Linked DNA regions of Homo sapiens: region 2 is linked to region 1. The links are chromatin contacts, found by Hi-C or POLR2A ChIA-PET in ENCODE. All regions are on one chromosome and are shown on one strand. The core of a region is the stretch at or near the end of the contact, and the rest is flanking DNA. Distances in the headings are between cores, read along the strand shown. Region 1 overlaps GRM7 (glutamate metabotropic receptor 7). Region 2 overlaps GRM7 (glutamate metabotropic receptor 7).

Evidence for each region. Hi-C counts contacts between places; a loop is a spot of excess contacts on that map. ChIA-PET counts read pairs that join two places held with the same protein, here RNA polymerase II (POLR2A). Pooled maps may share reads with other maps.
Region 2: a loop to region 1 is called in a map of endothelial cell of umbilical vein, with 10 times the contacts of the local background. The contact joins two enhancer-like sites. A Hi-C loop is called at or near these places in 3 of 168 maps with a recorded cell type or tissue (cardiac septum, endothelial cell of umbilical vein and heart right ventricle) and 5 of 50 pooled maps. POLR2A ChIA-PET finds 5 or more read pairs at or near these places in 1 of 52 experiments (activated CD4-positive, alpha-beta T cell).

Annotation. Positions count from the first base shown.
Region 1 is chr3:7,306,502-7,314,394 of GRCh38, forward strand. It overlaps GRM7 (glutamate metabotropic receptor 7), which reads left to right. Exons shown (of 10, transcript NM_000844.4): 4 at 1-151. Among named protein-coding and RNA genes, the nearest start is that of GRM7-AS1, 220 kb to the right of the region's middle. Within about 2 kb of position 3,355, at least 5 of the 41 ENCODE cell types and tissues checked have a DNase peak (open chromatin) inside an H3K27ac peak, as active enhancers do; they include endothelial cell of umbilical vein, where a contact is called at or near this core.
Region 2 is chr3:7,501,334-7,509,226 of GRCh38, forward strand. All of the region lies in intron 7 of GRM7 (glutamate metabotropic receptor 7), which reads left to right. Among named protein-coding and RNA genes, the nearest start is that of GRM7-AS1, 30 kb to the right of the region's middle. Within about 2 kb of position 3,923, at least 5 of the 41 ENCODE cell types and tissues checked have a DNase peak (open chromatin) inside an H3K27ac peak, as active enhancers do; they include endothelial cell of umbilical vein, where a contact is called at or near this core.

The DNA of each region.
Region 1 (7,893 bases), core at 2,105-4,604:
ATCCTTGCAGCAGCCAAAAGAGCTGACCAAGTTGGCCATTTTCTTTGGGTGGGATCAGACAGCTGGGGATCCAAAATAAACCCACTGCACCAGCATGAAGATATCGCAGAAGGGGCCATCACCATTCAGCCCAAGCGAGCCACGGTGGAAGGTATGGGTTTCATCAGCAGTAGGTTTGCTGAGAGAAGTTCTGGTGCCATGCTGAATGGCCAAGCATGTGACTTTTTAGGGGTTTGGCATTTTTACCAAACTCATGTGGGGTTGTTTCAAACTTATAGCCATGAAATGCAAATGAGGCCACACACCTGGTCTGTTCTTTTAGTTGAAATTCCTCTTTTGAGGAGATCATATTATTTTCATAATATCACGATTAGCAAAAACATTCTTTCTTTTTCATTCATGCCATAGGAACTTTCTGAGAGGAGAGCATTATCATTAATAAGTAAAGTATACACATCCAAGTGTGTATAAGTGAGCTACGTTTTCCAAGAGAATCCTTTCACTTTGTAACGCATCCATTATTTCCTTATTAGAAGAAGTACAAGAACCCTTTCCCCCCTTATCTCTCAAGGTCCCTTCCAGCTCAGGGAGGCTGTAATACAGCACACCACCTCTCTCAGGCACCAGCATCCCCTCACCTTCCTAGGTCCCTTTTGTTTTCACTCTCTCCTTTTCTTGCCTTTCTAAACTTATGCCTCTTTCTTTGCCTTCCTTGCTACTGCAAAGATATTTTGAGAGGCAGAAGTAGGAAAGAGTGTCTGTTGCCACCCTGTAATCTGACAAAATTTGCCGATTATAAGTTATGTTATTCTTTAATTTGGAAAGAAAAGTTGTTTCTAAAAGAAGACGCTGTGTAAAAGGAGCTTCTCTGCTGATAGCCTGCTTTGTGTTCCTTTTCTGATGGGCCATGTCTCCAAAGATTCTCTAAAACATGCTTTGCGCATTAAAAAGAACTCTATCCTCTCACTCAAAAAGGGATCAAATATTTGCATTTTCTATTCTCTCTCCACTCAAATCTAATTAATTATTCTCCTCAGAAGGCTGCATGTTCTGTGTAGGCTTTTTAGACAAATCAGGTTGTGGTTCTGTCACTGTTTCCTTTCTGTTATCTGGAGGAGATAAAAATCTCATGAGTCACCCATGTTTTCACTGGGAGGCTTTGAATTAATTTCATTCCCCAGTACATATCCAGAAAAGATTGCCTATCTTACAACCCAGACCAATGCATTTGCAGATGGGTTGCAAGAATAAAGGACGATATTTTAACCTTCTCCATTCCTTGCACTGGAAAAACTGTGTATCTGTTGTGTGCCTTGCTCAGTGCTAGGAGTCAGGAAAACAAAAGATGAGGACTCAAAATTCTCACCCTCAAAGCATACAGAGCTGAGTGCAGGTGTCAGAACAGGCAGAGACTACATGGGAAACATTGTAAGTACAGTATGGAGGGCACAGAGAGTTACCATGGAGGCTTTCCTAGGGTGGTGGTGATATGGTTGGGGAAGATATCGTTGGATGCGAGAAGTGATAACTGGGATGAAAGTTCCCTCAGAGATACAGGGAAATGAAGGAACAGGACACATTAGGGAAAATACAAATAATTCATTCTGCAGCACTGTCCTGCACTCCTGCCTTCTTAAAATCCTTCCAGTTCTTTAAGAATGTTCCTATTTACAAGACACTGGGGAGACCCTTTCCTCTTCTAGAGTACTAATCATTGCTACACTGTTTGGTTGATTGACTTCTATTTATTTTGGGGGTCTCAGATGTTAATTTTTCATGGGAGCCATCTGTGGCCATCTCACCCCAACCAAGTGTGGGTTAGAAACCCCTTCCATTCCTTCTATGGCATCCCACACATCTCCTACTGTTGGAACTACCTCTTTACTTGTCTCTGTCTAGAAATATCCCTATTATGCACCATCGTACCCCCAGCACATGGTTCTTTGCTGAAAGTTGTAGGTGCTCAAACACATTCTTAAGTGATTATGTGTCTGGAGGGATGGAGGAATCGCAGATCATATAAGGACATGGCACAAAATCAGTTTGAAAGTGGGCCAGAAGTTGCATTGCAAAGGGTCTTGAAAACTGTACTAAGGAGTTTGTTACTTTATGCTGAAAATCTGAAGAGCATCCGCATGTGTGAGATGTGATTGTGGTGGCATTGGAAGGTTTAGAAGTTCACTCAGGTGACTGTAAGGAGGGGTGAAGGGCAAGAGTTGGGTGAGATTCAAGGAAAACGAAGAACTTTCAGGGCTTCAACTGAGGTCCTCTCTTCCTAGGCTGTGGATGCCATGTAGACACAATGCACATATTCCATGGCCATTAACCCCTGATGCCTGATATTTTAGGGAACTTACTGGGTTATCTCAAAGGTTTAACAAATTATTGAGGTAAAATATTATTTTCATGTAGATATAGAAATATACAAATTTACAAAATCAGACAAAGAACAGCATCATGAACTAGCAAAGTAAAAATTAAGATTCCAAAGAATGAAATTGGAGAGCACTGTTTTAAAAACAATGTTAGAATGTGATGGAATAGCAAGAGTTCATATGAAATTTTCTAATCTCACCCAGAGAAGAGTGAAGATTTTTTGTGGCCATGTACAAAAATGCTGTGGCTTCCATCTAGCCATATTGCCTAGGTACATTTCTTATAAAGAACAATCAAGTTTTGTTCACTTTCGTAGCAGACAGAACATTAAGATAGCATCTATGCATTTACAGTGTCACTTCTATGAAAGTTAAAAAAGAAGAAATGCATTCAGTTATGCCAAAGCTTCTGAACAAAACTATGAAATAATCTAAGATAAAACTATAAATGGAGCAGAGCCTATGTGGGCAAGTAAGTTTTCCTGTCCTTCCCTACAGTCATTTGCTTGTTTTCTTGTTTGTTTCCTTTTATCTTTTTCCTGTTTTGCAGATGTTTCATATTGAATTATGCTGGGGTAGAATATTTTTCAAATATTCATGATACTGCTCCATTCCTATATCTTTGTGTTGTATAATGCTATACCCTCAGATGGAAGGGAAAAGCCAATCAGTAATCTACCTTTTTTTCCCTTTAGATCCATATCATGACTACGTTCAGCAAACATCTGGATTTTCGGCCGGCATTTTTCTGAGTATGCATTCAAAATAAGCAGAAATTGTGTTAGGCCAAAATGCTGGCAGATTTATTGCCTCTTTGAAAGTGGCCTTTCTCTTCTATCTGTACTTATTCTCCATTTGTGGAAAAAGGGAACTTTAGTGTTTCTTAGCCAAGGGTGTCATTTCCCCCCTTTCGATTTAATGATGAAAGGAGCCAGTTTCCTGGAGGGGTGGCTGTGGTCCCGCTGCCTGCCCAGTGTTTATGGGAAATCTGGGGAATGTCTCTAGAACTTGGCAGCACTCCTCCAGCTCCTGAGCCAAAACACTTCTGTAATTTTTAGTGTGTCTGCATTGTCTGATGAGCCAAGGAATCCCTGGCATTTCCTCACTCATGTGTTGCCCCATTAACTAGACTCTTAATAATCCTCTGCAGCCTCCAAGGAATCTGCAGAGTACTAATGGCCTACGTTGCCTTCAACTCTTCATCCTCCAAAGTGCTCTGCTTCTCTGAAAGGAGGCTGTCCTAGGCATCCTCTAATTATGGCCAACAAGGGTCATGGACCAGCATAATTTCATCTCTTCCATACTCATTAACATTAGGAAGCTAGTATAATGAAGGGTAGATTTTCAAAACTAACTATAATGACTCTCACAATTGGTGATGATTTTCAAATGGGACTGTAGAACAGCTTGGTTCATGAGTTAAATCTGCAATGTATGTAGGAATAGACAAAACATACTCTGGACCCAGCATTAAAGAGCTAGCTTTTTAAAAATAATAGTAATTTTTACTTATGATTTGAATGAATTCTTTATTTTTCCTAAAACTGGAAAGAACAAAGCTGTGAAGATCTGAACTAAAATATTCCTGGCTCCAATTTAGATATGCCCTACTTTAGCTTCTCTTGATTACCTGCAATGGTCTACCTGTGTCACAGGGTTTCTCTAGGTGAATGGGGAAAAAAAATGAGAAAGAAAATATTGCCTTGAACCACAATGCTGCTTCTAAGCAATGCGTATGTCTTTTGGCCCTATCACCTTGTTTGATAAGAGAGCAATGAGATACTGCATGATAAACCTGTACTCCTGCTATTTGTGGCAGAGTGGGTTTCTGTCACTTGCAACCCAGACTACTTGAAAAAATATAGTTGAGCCCAAACTACTTGAAAATATGGTTGAAAGCTTCTTCAGGGCCTTTTGTTCCACTTTTTATGGTTTCTGAGTTATACCCTATCCAAGTGCCATTTAGCCTACATCATTCCACTCTCTTTTTTCTCTCTTCCCTTATCCCTCTCGCATGAGATCTCTGCATTCTCTGAGCCCCATTATAAGTCTCATCTACCCTTCCATACTTTCCTTTCCTCATCACATCAGCCTTGTTCCACATCTCATCCCCTCAGGTGTGCTGTGTCTATTCCACTTTGAAGCATCTGTCACATATAATTAGTTATTCTTTGTATATATCAAGGTTATTAAGTAGGATCAAAATGATACATATATCCTTTATGAACAAGTTCTAGAGGTCAAGAATAAAATAGTAAAGAGAAAAATCTTTTTAAAAAAGATAGATTCAAATATACCTGGGAAATGTAGATGAACTATGCGGTCATTCTCCAGAAATCTAATTGAGAATTGAGAAGAGCTTTGAGAGACAACTTCTTCTACAGGAAGAATGATAAAATGAGCCAGATCCAGTAAATAAGTTTTCATTGTCAAAAGGAAAAGACAAACTTCCCTCTTCCAAGGCCAGCATCCACTGGACTCATAGGTGAAATCCCACAGGGAACAGGCAGGCAGACCATACATAAGAAAGGATCTCAGTCTGATAGGCTAAGCTACATAGTGGCAACAGATAGACTCTCAATGGACTAATGGAATGCATGAATATTTCTCACCCATGTAAAGTCTTCTGTGGTTCTAGGAGACTTCCCAGGGCATTTATCCTCCCTGTATTGTTCTGCAATCTGGGCCGTCTCAATCTTATGGCACTTGTGTTTCAATACATTTTTTTTTTTTTTGGGATGGAGTCTCGCTTTGTCACCCAAGCTGGAATGCAGTGGCGCAGTCTTGGCTTACTGCAACCTCTGCCTCCCGGGTTTAAGTGATTCTCCTGCCTCAGCCTCCCTGAGTAGCTGGGACTGCAGGCATGTGCTACCACACCTGGCTAATATTTGTATTTTTAGTAGAGACAGGGTTTCACCATGTTGGCCAGGCTGTTCTTGAATTCCTGACCTCAAGTCATCCGCCAGCCTCAGCCTCCCAAAGTGTTAGGATTACAGGCATAAGCCACTGCACCCGGCCTCAACACATTCTTCTTTCACCACTGTACAGCTTTGGAAAGAGAGTGGTAGATTCACATACACTACTCACAAATGCTTTTACCTGTAAGAAATGTCCATGATTTCTCCTCCTCTATCATTAACCAATAACAAAGTCATAGCAAATTTTCCTTTCAAGGAGCTTGTTTATGAAAATAAAGGAGAGCTGAATATTGATGAATCTGAGTCCTGTCTCCCTCAAGCTCTGTTTAACTGAAACCTTTGGTAGCATTTAGGACACTAGGAGCAGTGCTTTGGAACTTTTTAACAGCGGGCAATAAATGATGAGCGATGCCCTGTCCCTTACTTTGCCACAGATGTCTGAACAGCTCTGACACCACATGCGGTGTCTTGGCAGCAATGCAAAGGAGGGGCTTCCAGGGTCAGTAGAAAACATGCTACTTGGCAGTGTCTTGGCAGTGCTACTGTGGCCAGAGGATCCCAGAAGAAGAGAGCAGTTCCTCAAAAGGAAGGGAGGCAATCAGTAGACTCATATGAGAGAAGTAGGTGGACAACCTTTGGGGACATACTGCAAGAGCCATGTGGGAAAGTGTCCCTGGGGCTTGGTAGGGTCGAGTGATATTATTCCATTTATTCCTGCAGACTGTAGCTTGGTGAAATTCCAGTTACCTCAAGGAGACTGTGGATTTGTCATTTGTGACTGATGTTCTTGACATTCTCTTGGCCTTTTTGATAAGCAGAAAACTTCTCCCAATATGTTGGTTTAAAATGCCAAATGCTGACTTACCCAACCTTCCCTGCAGTTAGAGGATGAACAAGTGACTTAATCCTGACCATTGGGATGGATGATGACATTATCTGAGGGAACTTCATAGAGATATTTCCCTCCCTTAGAAAAAAAAAATGTCATGTTAATAGGGCAACTATATAACATTTTATCCAAACCAGAACACCTTAGAAGTAAAAGGGCCATAAACTGTGATTGTCCCAGCCAAACCAGGGTATGCAGTGACCCTTCTCACATGAGAAACTCCTGCCTTCTCCTCCTTTTTTTTCTTTTTTTCTTTTTTTTTTTTTTTTTTATCTCACTCTGTCACCCAGGCTGGAATGCAGTGATGTGATCTCGGCTCACTGCACCCTCCATCTCCCGGGTTCAAACAATTCTTCTACCTCAGCCTCCCAAGTAGCTGGGATTACAGGCGCCTGCCACCACGCCCAACTAGTTTTTGTATTTTTAGTAGAGATGGGGTTTCACCATGTTGGTCAGGCTGGTCTCAAACTCCTGACCTCAGGCAATCCGCCCTCCTCAGCCCCCCAAAGTGCTGGGATTACAGGCGTGACCCACTGCGCCCAGCCTCTCCTCCTGTTTTTAATGTTATCATGTGAGGACAGGATACTTGGAGCTGCTATAGCCATCTTCACAGAAAGGAAATATTAATACCAGAGGAAGGCAGAAAAGACAGATAGAAAAAGCAAAAAGCCTAGGCCCATGATGACCTTACTTAAGCTGTCAAACCAGTCCTGGAATTATCTACATTAGTATTTGTTCTTATGTTAGAAAAATTACTGTTATCTTTAAGCCCCTTTTAAGCTATATATTTTGTTATATGCAACCTAAGGTATTCTTAATAAAATACCTTTCTTATTCACCTCTGTATACCCAGCACTTGAATATTACCTGTAAATTAATGGACTCTTACAAAATATCTGTTGAATAAATGGGCCTTACAAAATGATGATTTTTTTAAAAATAAGGAGTATAAGTCATTACTGTAGAGTGAAAGTTCAGATAGCTTCAAGACAGATTGTTACCTTTGCTATTAATATATATCCCTATATTTATCACCACAGGAAATAATATTTTGGTAAATTTCTATTATAAGGTGAAGCTATTTCACATGCGTTTTTTATAGAAATTATGAACTTTGTGAAAATATCCATGCAAGAATTGTCCCTAAGGGAAAATATAAACTAACGAATGCTCTTACAATCATGAAGTCAGTACAGCTTGTGGTTCATGAGTGGCAGCAAAGTTGTAAAATGGAGAGAGAGAGAGAGAGAGAGATTTAATATTTTAAACAAATACCCTTTGTGTTGAAATTAGAAATGTATAAATATTGATATCCTGAATTTTAATTCTAAAGAAAAAAGCAGAACGCCAGTGTCTTGATAAAACATTTCTCAGGTCTAGGAAATTAGACATCAATTATATTATTGGAGGGTTTCATTGAATAAGCACATCTGACACTGGGTAGATTTTTCCTTTAAAATCATTTAATACCTCAAAGCTTAAAATCTTGAATTTCATGTGACCCTTGCCCAATTGAGAACTGATTATGTGTATAATGTGTGCTCAGGATTATAAAATGATTCATCTAACTATGTCAGCAGCAACTTTCTCCCTAAGTTATCGTATCCACATTGTAATATTCCATCCCCCGTCTTTCTCCCTCCCCCCTAAAAATTGATTTCACTGTCATCACATCATCATTAGCATCTCTATATATTGCAAAGTTATAAGT
Region 2 (7,893 bases), core at 2,673-5,172, 200 kb after region 1:
AGGTGTTTCTGAAATTCTTGAGGAACACTTGCAGCTTCTGCTTTTTAAGAATTTATTTTGCCATTGTCATGTAGGCATGACATGATTAAGGCTGCCATTTATTGACTACGTGAGTCAGACTCTATGCTTTGATCATGACATTTAATGGACAATAGCCATCTGAGTTTGGCACTAGTTTTATCAGCTTATATTATAGACGGACAGCTGAGGTTTGGAGAGGTTAGCCTATGTGTTTAAGGTCACACAGATTGCAGCTGATTCATCTAGAATTCTAACACAGGACTTGACTTCTTATCGACTACACTAAGCTACCTATTATGGTACTTATTTCTTTGCTGCACAATTTACCATGATTCCTATAGGTTGTTCATAACCATTTTCTTTGTAGGAAGCATATATTTCATATTTGAGCTATTTGAACAGCTTTTGCAATTACAGATTGATACAAGGCACTATGTTCAAGGCACTGTGCAATGCAATGGAAATAAACAATTGGAAACAGTTTGGAACTGAGTGTCAGAAAATCCAGGTTCTGCTGTCCCACAGTCATACAGCATAAGAGCATAAGGGATGTCATATAAAACCTGCAGTTGAGTTTTCTATCCTACGCAAGAATTTATTGCCTCATTTGATGGATAATGCAGCCTTACATAGTGGTTCTTTTTCACTTTGTAAAAAAAGTTGGCTTTGGACTCAATCAAAACTGGACTGAAATTCTGGCCCTTCTGCCTGCTGCGTATAAATTTCACTTAGCTATGTCACCTTGCTAAGCTTCACTATCCTTATCTATAAAATCCTAAGTGTAGAACTAACATCGCACTCTTGCAGAGCAGAGGGTGAAATGTATTAAAGCCCTCATCTCAGTGACTGCCACAATAAACAGTCAATAAGTCATATAACAACAACAACTCTTAAAAGGAATTGTGTCCAGTTCCCTCAACATTATGTTCATTTATATTTGGATATATTCCTGTTTTAATATATTACTCCTAAAAATATCACACTTAGAATTGAACACCTTCTTCTAGTTGATTTTCAATACCAGTTGAAAGTACACAAGACACAAAATAAGTCTGTTTTCTCTCCCTAGGTCTCAGTTTCCTAACATTAAAATGAGACATTTGGGTATCAGAAACTTTTGATTTCTTCCAAGTCTAAGAACAAAATCAATAGCAAAACTGGCAAAAAAAATAAAAGCATAATTCGAAGATGAAAAATCTGGGCAAATGTTAATTCTCGTGTGTGTGTGTATGTGTGTGTGTGCACACACACGCACAGATGTATGATTGCCCTACTTAATAGATTCACTATTTTTTCTGTCCCACAGAATGTTCTGTGTGTTCTGTGTCCTGAGAAACTCAGAGAAAATGGATTGTAATTTGGCAATTAACCAGCATACACTAAAATCCTTCTCTACTGGTCAATAAGTAGCTACTGTTTCCTAAGTGGATGAGGATATTAGTGATAATAGGTTGTAGTTTATGTTGTTGCTGTTGTTTGCATATTCATCAACATCATTTTAATTCTAACGCAACCCTGAAGAGTGATAAATTCCATTTTACAGATAAGAAACTGTGAGTCCAAGTGCCTAGATGATTTCCATTGAGTTTTAAAATGTGACTTAGGAATCTCAGTTTAAATTTCTGCCCCACTTCTTTGCGTATACAATAGACTTAGTAATAACTTATACATGTAATTTGCTCTATGGGATATGACTGTCCCTGTCACTATACTGTGTCTACTTACAATCACAAGGAGCGCCTAGAAAGCTGGGCAGAGGAAAACCATATAGGATGATGTGATTGCTTCCCCAGCAGCAAGAAAATCCCCCATATCAGTATTTCTGGCAAAATCACATGTTCTAAAGGATTTCAAAATTTATTGAAAATTAAAAATTCCTGATAAAAGAGAGACCAGATAATGTTTCTCCTCTTTGTTTTCCTCTGTCATATCTCTCCTTTCCAGATTCTTAGTGTCATGGGAACAAGTCCAGGGAATGGCTCTTTTCTAGATGACAGTGACCTTTCCACCAAGAGAATAAAATGTGCACGCACATGCACACACACACACACTTTCTCAGGATTTGCCTGAGTCCTCCTTATGTATCACATCAAATGCAATATATTTCAGTTCTTTTGACTTCTAGGATTATTCCAGGCAGATTGCATACCCACTATTTGGCACTTCTCTGGTGATTATTCCTTCTTTTCAAATCGATTCTGCTGAAAACAGTATCTTCTAATCATTCAGTACAGAGTGGATCGCCCACTCTGTACATGCACTGTCTGTAGATGGTGCTAATGTGGTGTATGATAGATGATTACTTCTGTATGTTAGAAGGGATTGGAAATGTCGGCATGTTTGTCACTGTTGTTTTTTAAATCCTCTGAAGTCAATTGCTAATTATAAAAGCTTGTAACTTTAGGGACTTAACCAATAACTCCAATTGAACTGTCAGCTTTTTCAGGCCAGACGAGATATATAAAGATTTTCATCCTAACTGCTTTAATTAATGAATGCAGAGCTAAGGCAACTTATAGGTCAAAATGCTGCAACATTGTTATAGCATTATTGCCTCACATGCTACCAAACTAACAATAATCTGTTCTCTGTGGATGGACACTGGGAATATCAACAGATGCACTTTTATAGAATACCTACCCATGTACCTAATATATGAGAATATAAACAAAATATCTGACATGTTTGCAACTCTGAAAAGATTTAAAATTATCTTGGGTAACAAGCCTCAAATGTATGAAAAAAAGTTGAGACTCAATAAAAAATTTTGTGGTATAATACTTTTAGAGAAAGATAATATCATTTTTGGAGTAGGATTACCTCATAAGGATTTTATTATCACAAGTGACTGAGAAGAACGAGAATAAGGAGAGACCAGGGCACATTAATAGGTCAGATGGCTGAACCACTTTTCTTGAAATTGCCAAGCTTTTTCCTGCTTCTTTGTACTTCTTCTTCCCTCTAGGTAGCATATTCATGCCTCAGTTCTCCAATCAGCTGCCTCCTTCTCTTTAGATAGATCTGAGCTCTAAGATTATACTCCCCCATCTTAGAGTAATTCCTCTATCAACATATATCTTAGTTTACTTTCTCTTACTATAAAAGAATACCACAGACCGAGTAGTTTATAAAGAAAAGAAGTTTATTTAGCTCACAGTTCTGGAGACTGGGAAGTTCAATAGCATGGTGTCTGCATCTGGTAAGGGCCTTCTTGCTTGCCATAACATGGCAGAGAGCATCACATGATAAGAAAAGGCAAGAGCAAAAGAACCAGAAAGAGGTTGCTTTTTATAATAAAGGCACTCCCACGATAATGAATTCAATCCCATGATAGCAACATTAATCCATTCATGAGGGCAGAGCCTCATTAATTCATTAATTTATTCATTCATGGGAATAGAGGGATTCAATTTTCAACAAATAAACTTTGGAATACACATTTTAGCCATAGCATTCTGTCTCTAGCCCCCAAAATTAATGTCCTTCTTACATGCAAAATAATTAATTCCATCCTAATAGCCCCACAGTCTTAACCATTCCAGTATCAACTCAAAGTCCAAAGTCCAGAGTCTCATTTAAATCAGATATGAGTGACTCAAGGTATGATTCATCCCATGGCAAATTTCCTCCAGCTGTGAACTTGTGAAATCAAAACAAGTTATCTACTTTCAAAATACAATGGTGGGACAGACACAAGATAAACATTCACATTCCAGGAGAGGGAAAGGAAGCAAGAAAAAAGGCATAACTGGTTCCAAGTAAGTCAAAAATCTAACAGGAGAAACAATATTATTCATTGAAGCTTCAGAATGATTTTTCACTCTGTGTTGCCTCCAGGACACAGTGGGGATTTGGACCCCCTCCTCCACAAAATTTCTGGCAGCCCCACCCCTATGACTTTGGAGGGCTCCGCCTATGTAGCAGTTCTCACAGACTGAGTCCCTTGCCTGCAGTTGTCACAGGTTGGTGTTACACACTGGTGGCTCTACAATTCTTGAGTCTTGAGGGTGACCCTGACCCTATGGCTTTACTGGGCATTGCCCTAGAGGGAGCTCTTAGCAGCAGCTTTGACTTCAATCCCAAATTTTAGCTCAGCTTTGGCTGACTGTGGTCTCTCTGCAGTAACTCTACTTGTGTGACAAACCACCGTGTGGTCTATGTCTAGGCCCCTAGACTTTTGTGATATCCTTTGAAATCTAATTGGAGGAAGTCATGTGTTCACAGCTCTTGCTTTCTGCATGCCTGCACAATTAGAGCCACATGAACACTGCCAAGGCATGTGACTTATGCCTTCGATGACTTATACCTTCTATAGTTTATACCTTCTGAAGCACTGGGACCATTTGAGCCATAGCTGGAGAGGCCACCATGTGCTGGAATGCAGAGAGCAGAGACCTGAGGTGGCCCTTGCCAGCTGCCCAACCCCTTAACCATTCTGCCTTCTTGGAGGTCTGGGCCTGTGATGGGAAAGGCAGCCTCAAAGATCTCTAAAATGTCTTCCAAGTTTTTCTCCCAATGTCTTGATTAATAGCCTCTGGCTTTCTTTGATCCATACTAATTTCCTTCTCAATGGGTTCCATGTTGTTTCATTCTCTACCGCATCACCAGGCTGCTAGTTTTCCAAATCTTTGCACTCTGCTTCCCTTGTAATTATAAATTCTGTCTTTAAATCAACTCTTTCTTCTATATTTTACTGTAAGTGGTTAAAAATAGCCATTAAGCAGCCTGCATGGTTTGTAGCTTAGCTATTTTCTTTGACCAGATATCCTAATTTATCACTCTTAAATTCTGCCTTCTATAAAACCCTCAGGCACAGGCACAGTTCATTGTTACCTAATAACAAGGTGGAGGAGGGGGTCTTAATTCCAGTTTCCAACACCTCCTTTCTCATTTCCATCTGAGACCTTATCAGAATAGCCTTTTCTGTCCATATTTCTATCAACATTCTAGTCATAACTACTTAAGTAATCTCTAAGGTCCAGACATTCCCTAGTCTTCTCTTATTCCCAGCTTTCACTCGAATCACTCTTGATGCCCCATTCATGATAATAAAGACTTTTTCTAGCCTACTCCTCCAAATTCTTCCAGCTTCTGCCCATTACCCAGTTCCAAAGCCATGTCCACATTACTAGGTATTTGTTATACCAACAATCCCACTTCTTAGTAGAATTTTCTGTCTTAATTTGTTTTCTGTTGCTATAAGAAATTACAGATTGGGTAATTTATAAAGGAAAAATGTTTATTTAGCCCACAGTTCTAGAGGCTGAGAAGTCTAAGAACACGGTGCCTGTACCTCATACGGGCCTTCTTCTTGTGTCATAACATGTCAGGGCATAAAGGCTCTTGGCAAAAAGGCAGGAGCAGGAGAGTCAGATACAGTTTATTTTTACAACAAATCTATTTCCCAGATAATAAACCCTGTCCTGTGAAGACAACATGAATGAGGGCAGAACCCTCATTAATCCACTAATCTACTCATGAGGGCAGAGCCAACATTAATCCATTAGTGAGAGATGAGGGATTAAGTTTCCAGTACATGAGCTTTTGGGGGAAACATTCAAACCACTGTACCATATTTAAAGAAACATACCATAGCTCTCACACCTACCATCTTTTATCAGACAGCCTTCATATCACCATTTTTATAATTATGTCTTCAGTGTGAGCTTCTACAAGCATAGACCTATTGTTTACCCAACAGTGAATCACAAATGCCTGACAGATTGTGGGCATTTAAAAAACATTAGTTGGATAAATGCTTTTCAGATAGGGATATTTTATTGTAAACAGCAGAAATTGACTCTGGTTAATTTCAGAAAAGGGGATTAAATGGAATTTTCTCTTTTGAGCCTAGAGAACCAGGCTGAGAAAGAGGCAGGGAAAAATCCAGTCTAGACAACTTGGAAAGAGGAGCCACAGCAGTGGGCTTATTGCAGAGTGTCTGGTCAGGACACAGCTACTGGGACAAGCAAATACCAACTATATATTTTGGAAACTTCTGGAATTGTTTCCACATAGAGAAGTGTAAACAGATGGGAGTCAAACTGAGTCCTGAGAAGGAAAGAAGCTATAGCATTTTGTAACTAATGGAAAACGTTTCTTCTAAAAAAGTATTCTCTATGCTCCAAAGATTTGTCAGACTAAAGAAACTATTTTGGTTCTGATAAGGTATGCAAGCTAATTAAAACCAATTAACCTATCAGCAGATAAAAGCCGAGGCCAAGTCCTCTCTTAATGCATAGTCCAATTTTAGAACAGGTATAGTTCTACTAACTTTTGATATTCAAGACACAGTGAATAGACCTGAGTTGATTATTAACTGGTAGTTATGATTGAGGAAGAACTAGATTATTCTAGCTGTTGTGCTTTTATAAAATACTGCTTATTTTTATAATTCAGTGTATTTTATTTCTCTTTTAAATAATTTGCACTGTAAAATTTGGGGCTCAGTTTTATTTCAAACAAGACAGAATGCTTACATATTTTTATGCCTTAATGTGGTCTGAAAATATATACAAGTTCTGGTTAGCTTTTGCTTGTTCAACACTTATTTCCATTCTTCCGATAACTGCACCTTGAGTTTTTTCTTTGGGCAATCACTCCTCTTCCTCTATGCTTACTCCAAGAATAAATATGTGGCTTCTGAGAGCAGAAAAAGATAATCTATAATATTGTTTCTTTTACCTGGAGAATTAAAAACTAAAGTCACATTTTCAATGTCTGTGTGCTGAAAGCTCTGGTCTAGATAGTTTTCTTCAGATACTTGCCAATTTTTTAGTGCTGGTTGATTCTGTGAATAGAGATGATGAGGGTAATAGCTGTAGTGAACCTATCAAAACCAGAATATATGGGCTAGGGTTTAGTGATAAAATACCATTAGAGGTGAAAATCAGATTTATAATTAGCCATGTGAGAAAAAATAGAAAATAAAGATTAAGCCAGGGAGTGGTAAATAATAGTTGAGATTTTTGAGAGAAGGCACCAATCTGTGCCTTAAATTTAAGTTTCTTCATGCTCCTTCAAGTGATATTTTACCTTATATTTAAAAACAAAAATAATTTTTTGTCAATAAACATTTATAGAGTAAATAATATTAGTGTATAATTATATACACATGCACACACATATGAATATATATGTCACAATAAAAAAGAGGTTAATTGGTTATATGACCTGCTAAATACTCATGAATGATTTTCTTACAGATGTGTAATTCCATTAATGAGCAATATCATGGTGAGTCTGGAATATATTCCCAAGGGTATCTTTAGCAATCATTTAAGCTAGTTTGTTTTCACTTTAGGGCATTGAAAAATTGTTTTTGGAAAAACGGTTCTTACGGCATTTCCTGCAAGAAAATTAAGGAAGATGAAATAAGAGGTTCAGCATTCATAAAAACTTTGGGAAGGTATCAATGTCCTATTAGAGTCAGCTCAAGATATTTTTATTTACCATGCATTTCTTGAGTTCTTGCTATGAGTCCAGCACCATCTTCATTTGATGAAATAGGCATTCCTAAGTCCATCTGCATTGGCAAGCGAAGACTAGAAGAGGCAGAAGTTTGGAACTCTCTGCTCCATATGACAGTTGTTTCTCCTTATCTGTGGTTTCACTTTTCAAAGTTTCAATGACCCATGGAAAATTTCAGAAATAATAAGTTTTAAGTTGCACATATTCTGAATATTATGGCAAAATCTTGGGCTGTACTGCTTCATCCCACCCAGGATGTGAATCATTCCTTTGTCCAATGTGCCACACCAGGTATGCTACCCACCCATTCATCACTTAGTAACGATCTCAGTTATCATATCAACAAATCACAGGGAGAAGAGGGTGAGTACAGTCTAATAAGATATTTTGAGAGAGAGAGAG